Regions from separate parts of the Homo sapiens genome. Here all the other regions are linked to region 3. A link is a loop called in an ENCODE intact Hi-C map of the cell type or tissue named here. Cell type or tissue: ascending aorta. All regions are shown on one strand. Links, peaks and the distances in the headings refer to the core of each region. The heading gives the core; the rest is flanking DNA.

Evidence for each region. Hi-C counts contacts between places; a loop is a spot of excess contacts. Peaks named below come from ENCODE experiments on the same cell type or tissue, not always from the same donor. Only the 100,000 strongest peaks of a DNase experiment are listed, where the experiment ranks them.
Region 1: a loop joins it to region 3, with 7 times the contacts of the local background. A loop is called at or near these places in 16 of 110 quality-filtered maps.
Region 2: it touches region 3 in a loop (4-fold over the local background); 9 of 110 quality-filtered maps call a loop at or near these places.

Annotation. Positions count from the first base shown.
Region 1 is chr18:63,968,106-63,972,589 of GRCh38, forward strand. SERPINB8 (serpin family B member 8) reads left to right here and starts at 1,976. Exons shown (of 7, transcript NM_002640.4): 1 at 1,976-2,065. LOC105372165 (a long non-coding RNA gene) reads right to left here and starts at 2,399. Exons shown (of 3, transcript XR_935576.3): 1 at 1,218-2,399; 2 at 1-168. It also overlaps a transcript of HMSD not described here. RefSeq lists enhancers at 1,808-1,857, 1,888-2,057, 2,350-2,644 and silencers at 2,118-2,317, 2,328-2,387, 2,458-2,677. In ascending aorta, for the core only: no CTCF peak of the experiment used is centred there; DNase peaks (open chromatin) are centred at 1,956, 2,476 and 2,966; H3K4me3 peaks cover 1,698 bases; H3K27ac peaks cover 2,433 bases.
Region 2 is chr18:62,435,062-62,439,545 of GRCh38, forward strand. No RefSeq gene overlaps it. Among named protein-coding and RNA genes, the nearest start is that of ZCCHC2, 86 kb to the right of the region's middle. In ascending aorta, for the core only: no CTCF peak of the experiment used is centred there; DNase peaks (open chromatin) are centred at 1,850, 2,230, 2,570, 3,080 and 1 weaker place; H3K4me3 peaks cover 1,496 bases; H3K27ac peaks cover 3,392 bases.
Region 3 is chr18:63,420,982-63,425,465 of GRCh38, forward strand. It overlaps VPS4B (vacuolar protein sorting 4 homolog B), which reads right to left and starts at 1,495. Exons shown (of 11, transcript NM_004869.4): 1 at 1,252-1,495. The coding sequence starts at 1,278. RefSeq lists an enhancer at 1,363-1,662. In ascending aorta, for the core only: CTCF peaks have their summits at 1,854 and 2,055; a DNase peak (open chromatin) is centred at 1,580; H3K4me3 peaks cover 2,427 bases; H3K27ac peaks cover 2,437 bases.

The sequences.
Region 1 (4,484 bases), core at 153-4,152, 550 kb after region 3:
GCCAAATTTATGTCCTGGAAATTCCTCAAGGCCATGTCCTCCTCTCCATTTCTCCTGCCTCTGTTTCATTTCAGCTTTCCTCATCTCTCATCCATGCTGCGTCCTTAACGCCTCACTGCAGGCAATGGTACCCTCCTACAATATACTCCATGTTGCAGCCAGAGGGACCTTCGTAAATACAAATATGATTATGTTTCTCCCCAGCTTAAAATCCTTTTGTGTTTCCCCATAGTCCACAAGGGAACGAAGAAACACCACCAACAGCGTCCACATGGCCTTCACGACATGGCCCTGTGGACACATCAGACGTTGTCTTGCAGTGCCTCATCCACACTATCTGTACCACTGCAGGCCTGGATACGTCATGGTTTTCATGGTGCTATCTTGTGCCTCTTTGCACCTGCACGCACTGTGTTTCCTACATGGGATATCTGTGTTTACAACCAAACTCCCAGGGGCCAAATTATATCCTTTGTAAAGGACTTCAAACCACCAGGCATTTGCTGGAAGTTTCACGGAGGAAAACAAGCATTTTTCATCTTTTAATCTGTTTTGCTGGTCAAAGAGGAAAAGGAGTGGATGGACAAAGTGGGGCCCAAAGTCTGGATCTAGTTCTGACCAACAAGGAGAAATTGATGCACAATGGGGAAGTGACCTTGGCATTTTCAACTGGCAGAGCCGGTAAGTTTGGGCACAGTTCAAATGTGAGTCTGTAGCCACTAGAGAGAGGGGTTTCAAAGTCATGGAGAAAAGATGGGGGTGAATCCTGCACCAAGACTTATTGAGGAGAGTTCTTGGGAACAGTTACTTTTAGGATTCCACAGGGAAATCACTGAGCGAGTTTTACAAAATACTGCTGCTGGGTTCCCTCCTCCAAGAGATCTTTACTTAATTGGTTTGGGGTGCAGAGTGGGAATGTGCATCTTTAAAAGCAGAATTCCCAAACTGGAGAGCTCTGTGAGAGCTTCCTGCAGGAGACATTATTTGAACTGAATTTTGAAAGACAAGCTTGCATGCCAGGAACCCCATGTATATGAACAGAGGATATGAAGGAATGTAAATAATTTGCTATGGCTCTAAAGAAAAGAAGGGAGAAATCAAGACGTGAAGAGGCTTACACTCCTTGCTCAATAGTTTCTAATTTATCTTTTTGGATAAGAGGATGTTATAAAGGATTTTAAACTGAGGTATAAAATAATTAGAATTGGAATGTTTACCTGAACTTCAGAGTAGGCAATAGGTTGGCATGGATCAGAACTGTAGGTAGGAAAATTAATTGTTTAGGAGAGACATGAGACATGATAGAGGTGACAGAGTATGGACAGGAGGAACACAAAAGTGATAGAAGTAACAGGACTGTTGATCATTTAGTTAAAAGAACTGCGGAGGGACACACCCAGGTTTCTGAGAGATGTCCAGTAGTACACAGGTAACATCTACGGCTCGAGACAGGTTAGAGATTTTGAAGAAATAAGTTAAAAGTTGAAACATGAACCTATGGATATAGTGGAGGTCATACAAGAAGATCATATTATAATGAAAAGAAGAGGGCTTAGAATGGTAGGAAAGGAATCAGGATACCAAGCAAAGGAGTCAGGAAAGAAGGGAAGGGTGCTCTGGAAATCCTGGGAAGGTCAAAGAAGAAAGGGCTAAATGTCGCCAACAAACAAAATGAAATAAGACCTGGGATGTATTTTTTGGCCAAGGCAATTAGAAAATGATTAGTATCCTTATCAGGAGCAATTTCAGAGAATGTTTGGGTGGACGTCTAACTACAGTGGAGTCAAACGTGAATCAACGGTGAAAAAAGGACAATAGCCAATGTGTACACTTTTTATAAAAACCACCCTCCAAGGACCAGGCACTGGCCCTCTCTCCGGTGCCCACAGACATCCACACAGGCCCAAAGAATCAGGGATTGCACAAGCCAGAGCAATCGAACGGTTCTGAGTCATCTGCCGGAAGCCTTGCCCTCAATCAAGGCGGACGTGAAGCATCTACAAAGGAGGAATAGTCAAAGCAGCAGCGGCGGCGGCGGCGGCGGCAGCAGCAGCAGCAGCAGGAGGTGGGGGCCTCTGCCAGGTACCGGGCGGGGCAGGCACGGAGGTGCCCAGGTTCCCGCGGAGGCCACCTCTTCCCTGGAGTGCGTGAGAGAGGGGAAGGGAGGAAGGCCAGAGCAGGAATCAGAGCGAGGCAAAGGCGGGCAGGAACTAGGAGAATGACGGCGGGAGGCGGCCGGGAAAGAGAGTCGCGGGGCTGTGGGGGTCGCCCTGGCACCAGCCGGGGTCCCAAGCCCCACCGCGAGACCCGGCGAAGGCCGAGGGCCGGGTCCCGAGAACAGGTGCGCCCAGACCCGCCCTGAATAGGAAGCTGCCCCTGGAGAGGGAGCGTCTGTTTCTAGGCTTGCGATTTGCTGCGCTGTGATTTGCTGCCGGATGGGAGCGGGGGGTGACGCGAGCAGTGAGTTTGGAAGCGCCGGAAGCTTGGGCGGGAGCCCCGGGAGGGCGAGTGGGAGGAGCCGCCGCTGCGGAGGAGGCTCCGGGAGTGCGGGTGGCGGGGCCTGGAATTTCCGTGGCGCCTGGGGCAGATCGGGGAGGCGCCGAGTCCCTGCTCCCCTGGCGCCCAAGCTTGCCCCTGTGCTTACAGCCTATTGGTTGCACCTTCTCCTTCCCTTCCTGTCCCCCCCCTCCGTTCTTTCCACCCCTGCCTTCATCTTTCTGTATCTTTCATATTCTCTTCTTCATTGTCTGCTTCCTCTCAAATGGGATGGGGTTGGGGGTGCTTCTTCACCTACGCCCCTCTCTGTTGCAGCCACCGGCGTTACTTTAACCAATTCCTCACTTTCCAGACACTCTCAGTCCTCTGGCTGCTGCTTCACTCCTGAGACCTCTCCATTCCAAAGGGCCTCACCCAGGGCTGCTCTCCGGGCCCCTCCCGCTTCCCTGCCTCGGGCTCTGCGTAGACCGCGCCCTCTTCCCTGGGTCCACTCGCAGGGGCAGACTCGTCTCCCCAGTTCTCCCAGCACACCCTGATGGCTGGGTCTCAGTCTCCGTTTCGCGCGCGCGCTCTCCCCTCGCCCTCCTCTGTCTCTTCCTTTTACTACCTCCAGATATTGGAAATTCCACAGAAATAGGTGGATTTCTTCCCTTGTGCCTCCACTAGATGTTCTGTGTAGTTTCATCCATTCTCATGGAACCTCTCGGAATCGGGATGCTGATGGCTCCAGGTCTCTGGCTCTAGACAGTCTACTCATCCCCGTCCCTAACTGTTTACAAACATCCTTGGCTGTCTTTGTTACAGGTTCACCTGGTATGGTGTGTTCCACGCATCTCAAATGGAACAAGTCATATTCCCCATTCCAGCCTGACTCCTCATTTAAAATTCCAGTGGTTCACGACCCACCCTGAGTATGAATTTATAACAGCTAGGCGCCTCGGGACTGGGCCCTCCTGTGCTCTGTCCCTATGTGAGCAGTCACTGCCTGGCAATTCCAGCCCCCACTTCTCTATTGCAGACAATCCCTCTGCTTTCAGCAGTCCCTGGCCCATGGTGGTGGCCTACGCGCCAGCTCCCCAGCCTCTTTTCATACCAAATACTGAGCCGGGTTATCTTTCTAAAGCCCCAATGCACTCATATGAGACGTTTGTTTAAAAACCATGCATGGCTTTCCAGACCATAATCTCAAGTTCAAACTCCTAAATGTGGCATAAGGGTCCGTCCTATCTCACTACCACGTGGCTCACAGGAAACCATAGAAACCCACCCCAGGGGCACCACACAAACCATGCCCTTTGTCTTCCTGCCACATTCTTGGCACCTGCTAATTCCTCAGCCTATTATTTGCATCCCCCATTTCACCACCTACGGAATGCCTGCCCGGCTTTTCTTTTTTCTTTTTTTTTTTGATATGTGGTTTTAATAAGTTTCATTACCTATTGAATAAATACAAAAGAACATTTAAAATGTGTATTGAATTATAAAGAACAGCAGTACAACCCATCACCCAGTTTAATAACTGGAATATTGTCATCGCTGGAGGCCGTGTTTCCCTACTGATCACACCCTCCTCCCTCATCACATCCGCTTCCCTCCCCTCTGTATCACCACCTTCCTGAGTTTCATGATAATAACGACATAGTTTTACTGTCTACACATGCATCCAGAATGATTTAGTTTAGCCTGGTTTTGAACTTTACGTATATGGAATAATACTGTATTACTCTGTGGCTTAATCCTTTAATACATTATTTGTGGGAATTGTCCATGTCAAAAACTAAAGAACTTATAGATATGGTTCTTTCAGTTTTTATTGTTCTGTATTCCATTATACTAATATACTACAATCCATTTATCCATTCTGTTTTTGATGGACATTTGGGTTGTTTCTTTTTTATTATTATACTTTAAGCTCTAGGGTAAAAGTGCACAATATGCAAGTTTGATACATAGGTATACATGAGCCATGTTGGTTTGCCGCACCCATC
Region 2 (4,484 bases), core at 377-4,376, 990 kb before region 3:
TTCAGGATGGATTATTGTAGCAGCTTTCAAATGTCTCCACAGTTGAACATTTTTCACTAAGAAAACCATCACCGGGAAATGTATTATACGTTTCTATTATACTTGGTTTTCAAGTTTTCTGCAAAAATCAGGGAAAGCAGCTGAATGACAGCAAGCAGGGACTTACTTAAACCATTGTGTTCTGTCCAGCTCCTGGTAAAATTGACTGAGGTGTCCAAACACTGCCTCTGAAACTTCTTCTGGCAATTTAAGACTGGCACCTTGGATCATTTCATCCAACACTTCTTCTTTGACTGTTGATTCTCTTTTCTATGTAACTGTCCATTTTCTCCCTGACAATCACCTTTTCTTCTGGTGGAGGTAACAGCCCCCTCTCCACATTTCTCCGTGCTGATCTGCAAGGAACGATTTTAAAAAGCTTGGTGTACCTGTTCAAGGTGCATTCTGACAGTCTGAATATATTTTTGCCTGGTTGCAGAGGTTGCAGAGAATGACAGAATTGAAGTCATTCAAGTTCCTTGTCTCTGCCTACAATCACTCCCATTGTCTACTTCTCATCCACTGTTTGGAACAGACACGTGTAGCGGAGTGCTTGTGAATTGACAGCCAAATTAACTTCCATGTGGAATACAATGTTTACTAAAGGATAAACAGTAAAAATGTGCTAATTTAAGCGGAAGCTATACTATTAAACTCAACAGTAACCACAGCTGTTTAGAACTTAGACCAACAAAAGATGATTGGAGGAGGAGTACTGTGTCCCTAACATTATATAGAATTGCCAACACGTAGAGCCGTGCTTAGATCGTTTTATTAGTGTTGTTAAATTCTCTGCAGACAATGTCCCCCGTCATTGCCTGCACCAGGGCAGACTGTCCACTGCCCTCCCTTGCTATACCATAGATCTTAATCTACTGCAGCCTTTAACCAGAAAATTCAGTGGCCTCCCGTGCACAGCTTAGATCTCCGGAACATCCAACCCTTCTGACTATCATAAGAATTCTTACTGATTTCATTATTGACTGGATTAAATAGATTTAAAAGACAGAAATCTCACAGGTTTTTTCCTCCTGCTCAAGTGACAACCCCTTTCGCTATGAAGGAACCCACCAATAACACATCCCTGTCATCTCTCAAGCCCAGCTCTTGCTGGGGAAGAAGAGGGTTCTTTCTGGGGTCTCCCTCTGGCTCCCTGTGTACTCTTTTATCCCTGGCATCTGGGAAGCGGAGTCCTTGTTCCCTTTCAGCTACTAATTAGCTTTGGGATCCTGGCGAAAATGACTTTTCCTTCTGCTTCCTCATTAAAAACAAAACAAGGCCAGGCGTGGTGGCTCACTCCTGTAATCCCAGCACTTTGGGAGGCTGAGGTGGGTGGATCACCTGAGGTCAGGAGTTCGAGACTAGCCTGGCCAACATGGTGAAACTCTCTACTAAAAATACAAAAAATTAGCCAGGCATGGTGGCGGGCGTCTGTAATCCCAGCTACTCGGGAGGCTGAGGCAGGAGAATCGCTTGAACCCGGGAGGCGGAGGTCGCAGTGAACCGAGATCACGCCACTGCACTCCATCTCAAAAACAAAAACAAGCAAACAAGCAAATGGGCAAACATTTAACTGAGTGATTTCTCAGGCCCCTTCAGGGCTTGGCTAGGAGGTCAGATGGCCTTGGCTGGGCCATCCTGGGCTGCTGCAGATGGTGTCAAGGAAGTGAAAGTTCAGATCCTGAAACCGCTGCTCCCTCCCTCAGGCGTGGCCGCAGGCAGTTCCTTGTCCCCATCCCGGGGACATTGCTGACTTTTTAGCTGGTTTCCTTGTTTGGCATCCTCAGAACCATTAGGCCCTGGAGATTTCCAGATGTCTTTTTTAACAATCAGAGCTGGATTTCCTGGGCAATGCCCGCCTCATGCAAACATTCTTATTTTTTATGGCACTGCCCTCAGAGTGTGCAGGAATGAGTTCTAAAGGACAACTCTGGCTCGGCCCAAGGCCATGCTTCCATTCCATACACCCCCTCACACAATCTCACTCCAACCTGTGACGCAGGATGGGGTAGAATCATTATTCCCATTTTAGAGATGGGGAAGCTGAGATGCCAAAGCTTGGAATGAACCACCCAAGGTGATACAGCAGCCCTTTGGGGCAGAACTGGAACTAGAACACCCTCATCCCCATTTCTCCTTACTCACCCACCCCAGCTCCAGCTAGCTTAGCTCAGGCTTGGCCCAGGCCCAGTAATCCCGGTTACACAACTGATATCGGGCACGTACTCAGCTAGAGAGTATAAATAGACCCAGTGCCTTGCCACTGAGAATTTATGATTCAAAAATCACAAGGTTTTACATTGAGTAACCAGATGTCTTTAGAAATATGGCAAAGGAGTAATAGCATAGAAACAGCTCATTTCTATGACTTTGTTTATTTGTGTGTTTTAAATTTGTCACCTATGTCTGGCAACAACACATTTAGGAAGCTGTCCTAAAAAAAGCTATTCACCAGGGATGACACATTTGTGGCACATGCCCTGAGGAGTCCCTGGGGATGTCTGTGGCACGTTGCGACTCTATCACAGCTCTGCCCACTTGGCCCAGATGAGCCTCAGAATCTTCCCTAATCCAGCACTCTGCCCAGACACGTATCTGACAGGGGATTTCAGCTAGTGAGCCAAATTCGATTTGCTGTCCCTGCCACACATTTCAGGCTGCTTATTCCAGGAAATGTGAAATTCCGGTTGTTTGCCCTTTCAGGGAGCTGCAGCCTGGTAACCTTACTCTTCTCTCCATTCACACCACCCCCCCACCCCCCAAACAAGCACTAGGGGCAACGAGCTGCTGGGAAGTGCTAAGCACAGCTTAAAACAGAAGTTACACACCTGAGGTCTGTAAAACCTCGGCAGAAGTGGCCGCAGTTGACTGTGGAAATTATTTCATTGGTAAAGCACTCCTTCCTGAATCCTTCCCAGGATTCCTGGGCAGATGTTCTTTGTAAAGCCCCCTCCCCCAGCCAGAGATCCTCATGTGCCTCATCGCCTTGAGAATCGCAGCTGTCTTGAAGATCTTTCCTATTTCTGGGAGGACTGAGTCTTGAAGGTGGAGTCAAATCGTTTGGAAATGATTTATGTGGACATTTCGGCCGGGGTGAGTGGTGAGGAAGGAACCCTGAGCGCCAGCCACACCCTTTACCCTTCCTAGGACGTCCAAGTCGCATACCCATTAAGTTAGTCCGTCTTAAAGGTCAACATGGGGTAAGTCCGGGATTAGGACCTGAAAGGAGCCATGAGCCCTGTGCTGGGGCTAAGTTGCATTCCCCCAAAATTCCACGTCCACCCAGAACCTCAGAATACAGCCTCATTTGGAAACAGGATCTTTGCAGATGTAATTAAGGGGGGAGATGAGATCACACTGGATTAGGGTGAGCCCTCAATCCAATGAGAGTGTCCTCATAAGAGAGGGAAAGGGACGCACAGAGACACGGAGAAGGCCACGTGGCGACGGAGGCAGAGACCGGAGGGATGCCGCTCCAAGCCCAGGCGTGCCGAGGAAGAGGCAGGGGACGATTTTACCCTGGGACCTTCGGAAAGAGCATAGCTCTGCCAACACTTTGATGTTTGGACATCTGACCTCCAGGACTCTGACACATACATTTCTGTTATTTCAAGCCACCCAGTTTGTGGTCATCGGTTCCAGCAGCCTTCTCAAACTAATACACTTTCCAAATAATATACCTGCTCCCAAGTCTTCACTCAGGTTCTGCTCTTGGGAGAGAGGAAACCCAAACTAAGACAGTAGGTATAAATACCCTCATATTACAGGTGAGGAAACTGAGGCACGGCTTCACTCACAAAGCAGCTGTGGGACCCAAGCACCCAGCAGCTATGTTGGGGCTCAGATGAGGCTGAGTCCATTCTCTACGCTGTCTGCTGTGGCGCATCAGTGATTCTGAATGTAAACTGAAGGCCTACGGCAGCTTTGTCAGCTCAGCAGCCAAGCAAATGACCCGAGAAAAATGGGGGCAATCACAGGCTACTTGGTGCTGGAAATGGGGTCATTAAAACATAAAATTATCAGACCCTTTTGTAAGCAATGGTTGCCGTGAGAAGGCCCATGAGGCAGTAGGGGGTGGGGAACTAATCTCTTTCTTTACACCTTGGGGAAGCAGACCTTCAACAGGCTCAGTCGCCAGGTCCTTTGTCGCATACATGGTCATTGGTTGGGAAGATTCAGTTAATCAGGGCACTTTGCCTGAGAAAATCGCTTTAACAATTTTTTTTCTTTTTTATTATTATTATTATACTTTAAGTTTTAGGGTACATGTGCACAATGTGCAGGTTAGTTACATATGTACACATGTGCCATGCTGGTGTGCTGCACCCAATTAACTCGTCATTTAGCATTAGGTATATCTCCTAATGCCATCCCTCCCCCCTCCCCCCACCCCACAACAGTCCTCAGAGTGTGATGTTCCCCTTCCTGTGTCCATGTGTTCTCAT
Region 3 (4,484 bases), core at 243-4,242:
GAGCTGAAATCACGCCACTGCACTCAAGCCTGGGCGACCGTGCAAGACTCCGTCTCAAAAAAAAAAAAAAAAAGAAAGAAAAGAAAAGGAAAAAAACACAGACAAATCAACACTTGACTTATTCCACAAAATGAGTCATTGTTGCAATTATACAATTATAATATTTTGTGAAAGATAACAATTATTTTAATAATCTTCTAGGTCGATTTTCAAGATGAAAGTCCCAAGCAAGCCTCCTTTCCCACTCTTTTTGTGTATGTGTGTGTGAAATTTTAATCTCTGTTTAAGTGGGTCTACTTTGAGTGGTCTTTCTTCAGAATCAATTATCATGGGTTAAGGAGTTCTTCCATTACCTTTGATGCCTCTGTCAGGCACTCCAATAACTGCTTGTTCAACAAACTACCGGAAGTCCACGACGGGGACTCAATACAAGTATTTTAGGCTACTCTTTTGTGCCTTATTGACTTACTGGACTGGGAGTCCTCTACATTAAGCCACATTACATTCTAAACGCCACTGAAGCCCTAGATCCATTCTGGGGATGGGAGACACCATTACATTAAGAAATTTCTTTTCTGAACGAATTCCATTCCACAGAGGACTAACGATTAAGCCTAAAATCTTAAGATTCCATGATTTGTGTACAAAACACTGTGCTCATTGCGGTAGAGGAGGGGAAGTGGAGCCACACAGAGGTTTAAGAATACTCCTCGATCTTACACACTACCATCTGGGAGCCACAGGAGTGTGCACATAAATTCAATGACTTCACGGAGATTGCATGCAGGCTGGCTGTAATCTCAGATTCTTGGTCTGTTCCCATATCTCTACTCACCTGACAGCTCAGAATGAAGGGGTCTGCTGTCAGCTTGAGAAACTAAGACCGAACTATGACCACCCTATCTTCAACTGGTCCAGAATAGGGCTTTGCAAAAATTACGTTCTTTCTTTCTCCGTTAACCCTGATTGGAGAAACCTGCCCAGATCTTGGCTGGTTTGGAAGCGGGAAGTGTCAACAAAAGTGAAGAGTCTCACAAAGCCAGTAGCTCGGGAGACCCCAAGAGCGGGCCAGAAACGACCTTTCCGTTGGAAAACGGGCCCCTCTCCCACCTGCTGCAGGTCCCCGGACCCGCCCTCCTGCGCCTCGACCACAGGCGCGGCCGCTTCCTCCCTTCTCCCCGCCCCCCACCCGCTTCTCGCGCCTCCCCTCGATCCCAGCTCCCTAGGGGGACGGGAGATGAGCAATGATACCTGGAGGTTGGGCGAAGTGGATGACATGGCGGAGTTCCCAGGCGGTTCCCAAGGGAACGAGGGGCGAGGAGAGCCAACAGCAGCAACGTCGAAGCGCGCACGGGGTAACAGCCCTCAAACTGGGGAGGCCGGTGGTTCTCGGACCGCGAAGGGCAGCCTCCCTTCCGGAACTTGTTTTAGACAACACTCTCTCCACCAGAGCTCCGACCCTCCCCACCAAACTTCCGCAATCCCGAGGCCCTCTAGGTTCTGGTCCCGCCTCTGCTCCGGGCACTTCCGATTTCGTCATCAGCACGCGCACCCAGTCACCAGACTCCCTTCTCTAGCCACAGCGCAGGCCCTCCCTGGGCCGGGAGAAGTAGCCTGGAAGCCAATCGAGCCCTGGCGGAAGTCGGGCTCGGCGCAGGCGCACTGAGACTCTGGCCTAGGCGCGGGCGGCAGCCTGGCAGACCTAGGAGAGCGCAAGCGCGGAAGCACAGAGCCGGGTTTTGTTGTTTGTTTGTTCCCCACCCCCGGGGACGTCTTTTACTTTGAGATGAATTATTGGCCCCGGCTCCCTTCCCTCCTCATCCACATGCTTTGTTGCCTCGTAGCTTTTGAGTGAAAAAGTCGTCCATTTCCAAGACCCGCCGACTGGGGGCTTTGGGCCTGTGACTGCGCCTTCACTCCGTGTCCTCTGTGGAATGGGGGCGATCACCGTCCTCGTCTCGGTGGTGAATAATTCAGGAGGGAGTGCGCGGTGAGGCGGCCGCACAGCGGTGCGCTAGCAGTCAGGCCGCGGGCGGGTCGGCGCTCGTTCCCGCTTGTTCTTCCCACGCCACTCGGCATCTTCCAAATGACTGTTGTGTTGGGAAGATGAATGTAAATAAGGCGTGGACGGCCGCTGTCCTCGAGTATGTGGTCTGAGAGGGAAGCACTTGTCCTGTAAAATGGGCATATCAGATATTATTTATGCCAGTTATGTTTACAAGCAAATGGCTTGAGGAGGTTGAATGCGTCAGGGATTAGAGGCAGAACCAAAGTAAAACCCTTTCTCAGCCTTCCTATGGTTTGCAGCCACCACCACCCTTTTCTTCTTTTCATAGTTAACATTCTCAAAGGAAAGCAACATAGATGTTTAATCACTCCATCATTTTTTTCTCACTCATTTCTTAATTTTTTCTCATCTGGCATCTCCGAAAGAATTAAAGTCCTCTCCTCTTCCCTCTTCATTGGTATTGTCAACTACCCAGTTCTTGTTTGTCCAGCTTCCCAATATTCCTTATCTGCTTCCTTCACTGTCTCCCTTTCTTACTCCTCCCTGAGCTTAAGCTGAATTTACTCAAGAGTCTGATGTCCTCTTCTCTCTTCACCTCTGCTCATCTAACTCTCTTCTTGAGCTTCAGCTATCAATAGACTAGAAATTGCTTCAAATCTGGATCTCTAGACCCACCCCATCCCCAGCCCAGCATTTACAACAGCCTCCCAGAGGTTTCCTTCACAGGGTTTTTCTGCAAGACAAATTCAACATACTCTAATTAATTACCTTCTACCCTAAACTTCTTTCTCTGGTCTCTCCTTAGAATAGTATTGCCAAATCTGTATCATCCAGGCTCGAAGCACAGAGCCCTCTCTCTGCCCTGCATCTACCCGTCCTTTCTTCCCACTTGTGAATTTGCCTTCGCAAAATGATGACTGAGACAGTGAAAGAGATCTAACTTAACCAACTCCATCTTACTTTTAACCTCCAAGCTGTCCTTGTACATTCCTGAGCATAGGCTGAACTAACTGTGGGAGAAACTGAGTTTATAATTTAAGCAAAGATGGGCCGGGCGTGGTGACTCACGCCTGTAATCCCAGCACTTTGGGAGGCCGAGGTGGGTGGATCACTTGAGGTCAGGAGTTCGAGACCAGCCTGGCCAACATGGTGAAACTCCATCTCTACTAAAAATACAAAAATTAGGCCGGGTGTGGTGAGTCACGCCTGTAATCCCAGCACTTTGGGAGGCCAAGGCGGGCGATCACCTGAGGTCAGCAGTTCAAGACCCGCCTGGCCAACATGGTGAAACCCTGTCTCTACTAAAAATACAAAAATTAGCTGGGCATGGTGGTGCGTTCCTGTAATCCCAGCTACTCGGGAGGCTGAGGCAGGAGAATTTCTTGAACCGGGACCTAGGAGGCAGAGGTTGTGGTGAGCTGAGATCGCACCACAGCACTCCAGCCTGGGCTACAGAGCGAAACTCTGTCTCAAAACAAACAAACAAAAATTAGCCAGGCGTGATGGTGCCTGCATGTAACTCCAGCTACTTGGGAGGGTGAAGCAGGAGAATCACTAGAACCCAGGAGGCAGAGATTGCAGTGAGCCAAGATCACACCACCGCACTTCAGCCTGGGCAACAGAGTGAGAATCGGTAAAAACAAACAAACAAACAAAAAACCCCTCTTTTATCACCAGTAATAAGCCATGTTGTTATGATGGAACCCCTGATGTGGAGAAGGGCACATTAGCTCTGTGGTATGCTTCCCAAACCTGTAACCTCAATCTAATCATGAGAAAACATCAGAAAAATTCATATGGAGGGTTTTTCTACTTCTACAAAATAACCAGTGCTCCTCAAAAATGTCAAGATCATAAAAGACAAGGAAAGACTGAGGAACTGTCACAGATTGTAGAGACTAAGAAGATGACAACTAAATGCAGTATGGGATTCTGGATTGGATCCTGAAACAGAAAAGGGCCATGAGTTGAAAAACTGTTGTAAGAATGAGAATAAAGTCTGCAGTTTAGCTAATAGTATTTTATCAATGTTAATTTCTTATTGTTGATAAATGTACCATGGTTATTTAAGATGTTAACAGTAGGGGAAATTGGGTGAAGAATATATGGGAATTCTCTGTATACCTTTGCAACTATTCTGTAAGAGTTTATTTTTAATTTTTATTTGTGTATTTATTTTTATTTTTTTTGAGACAAAGTCTCGCTCTGTCACCCAGGCTGGAGAGCAGTGGCACAATCTCGGCTCACTGCATCCTCCACCTCCCATAACAATTCTCCTGCCTCAGCCTCCCGAGTAGCTAGGATGACAGGCGTGTGCCACCATGCTTGGCAAATTTTTTGTGTTTTTGTAGAGATGGGGTTTTGCCATTTTGTCCAGGCTGGTCTCGAACTCCTGTCCTCAAGTGATCTGCCTGCCTCAGCCACCCGATGTGCTGGGATTACAGGCGGGAACCACCACACCCAGCCTGTAAGTATT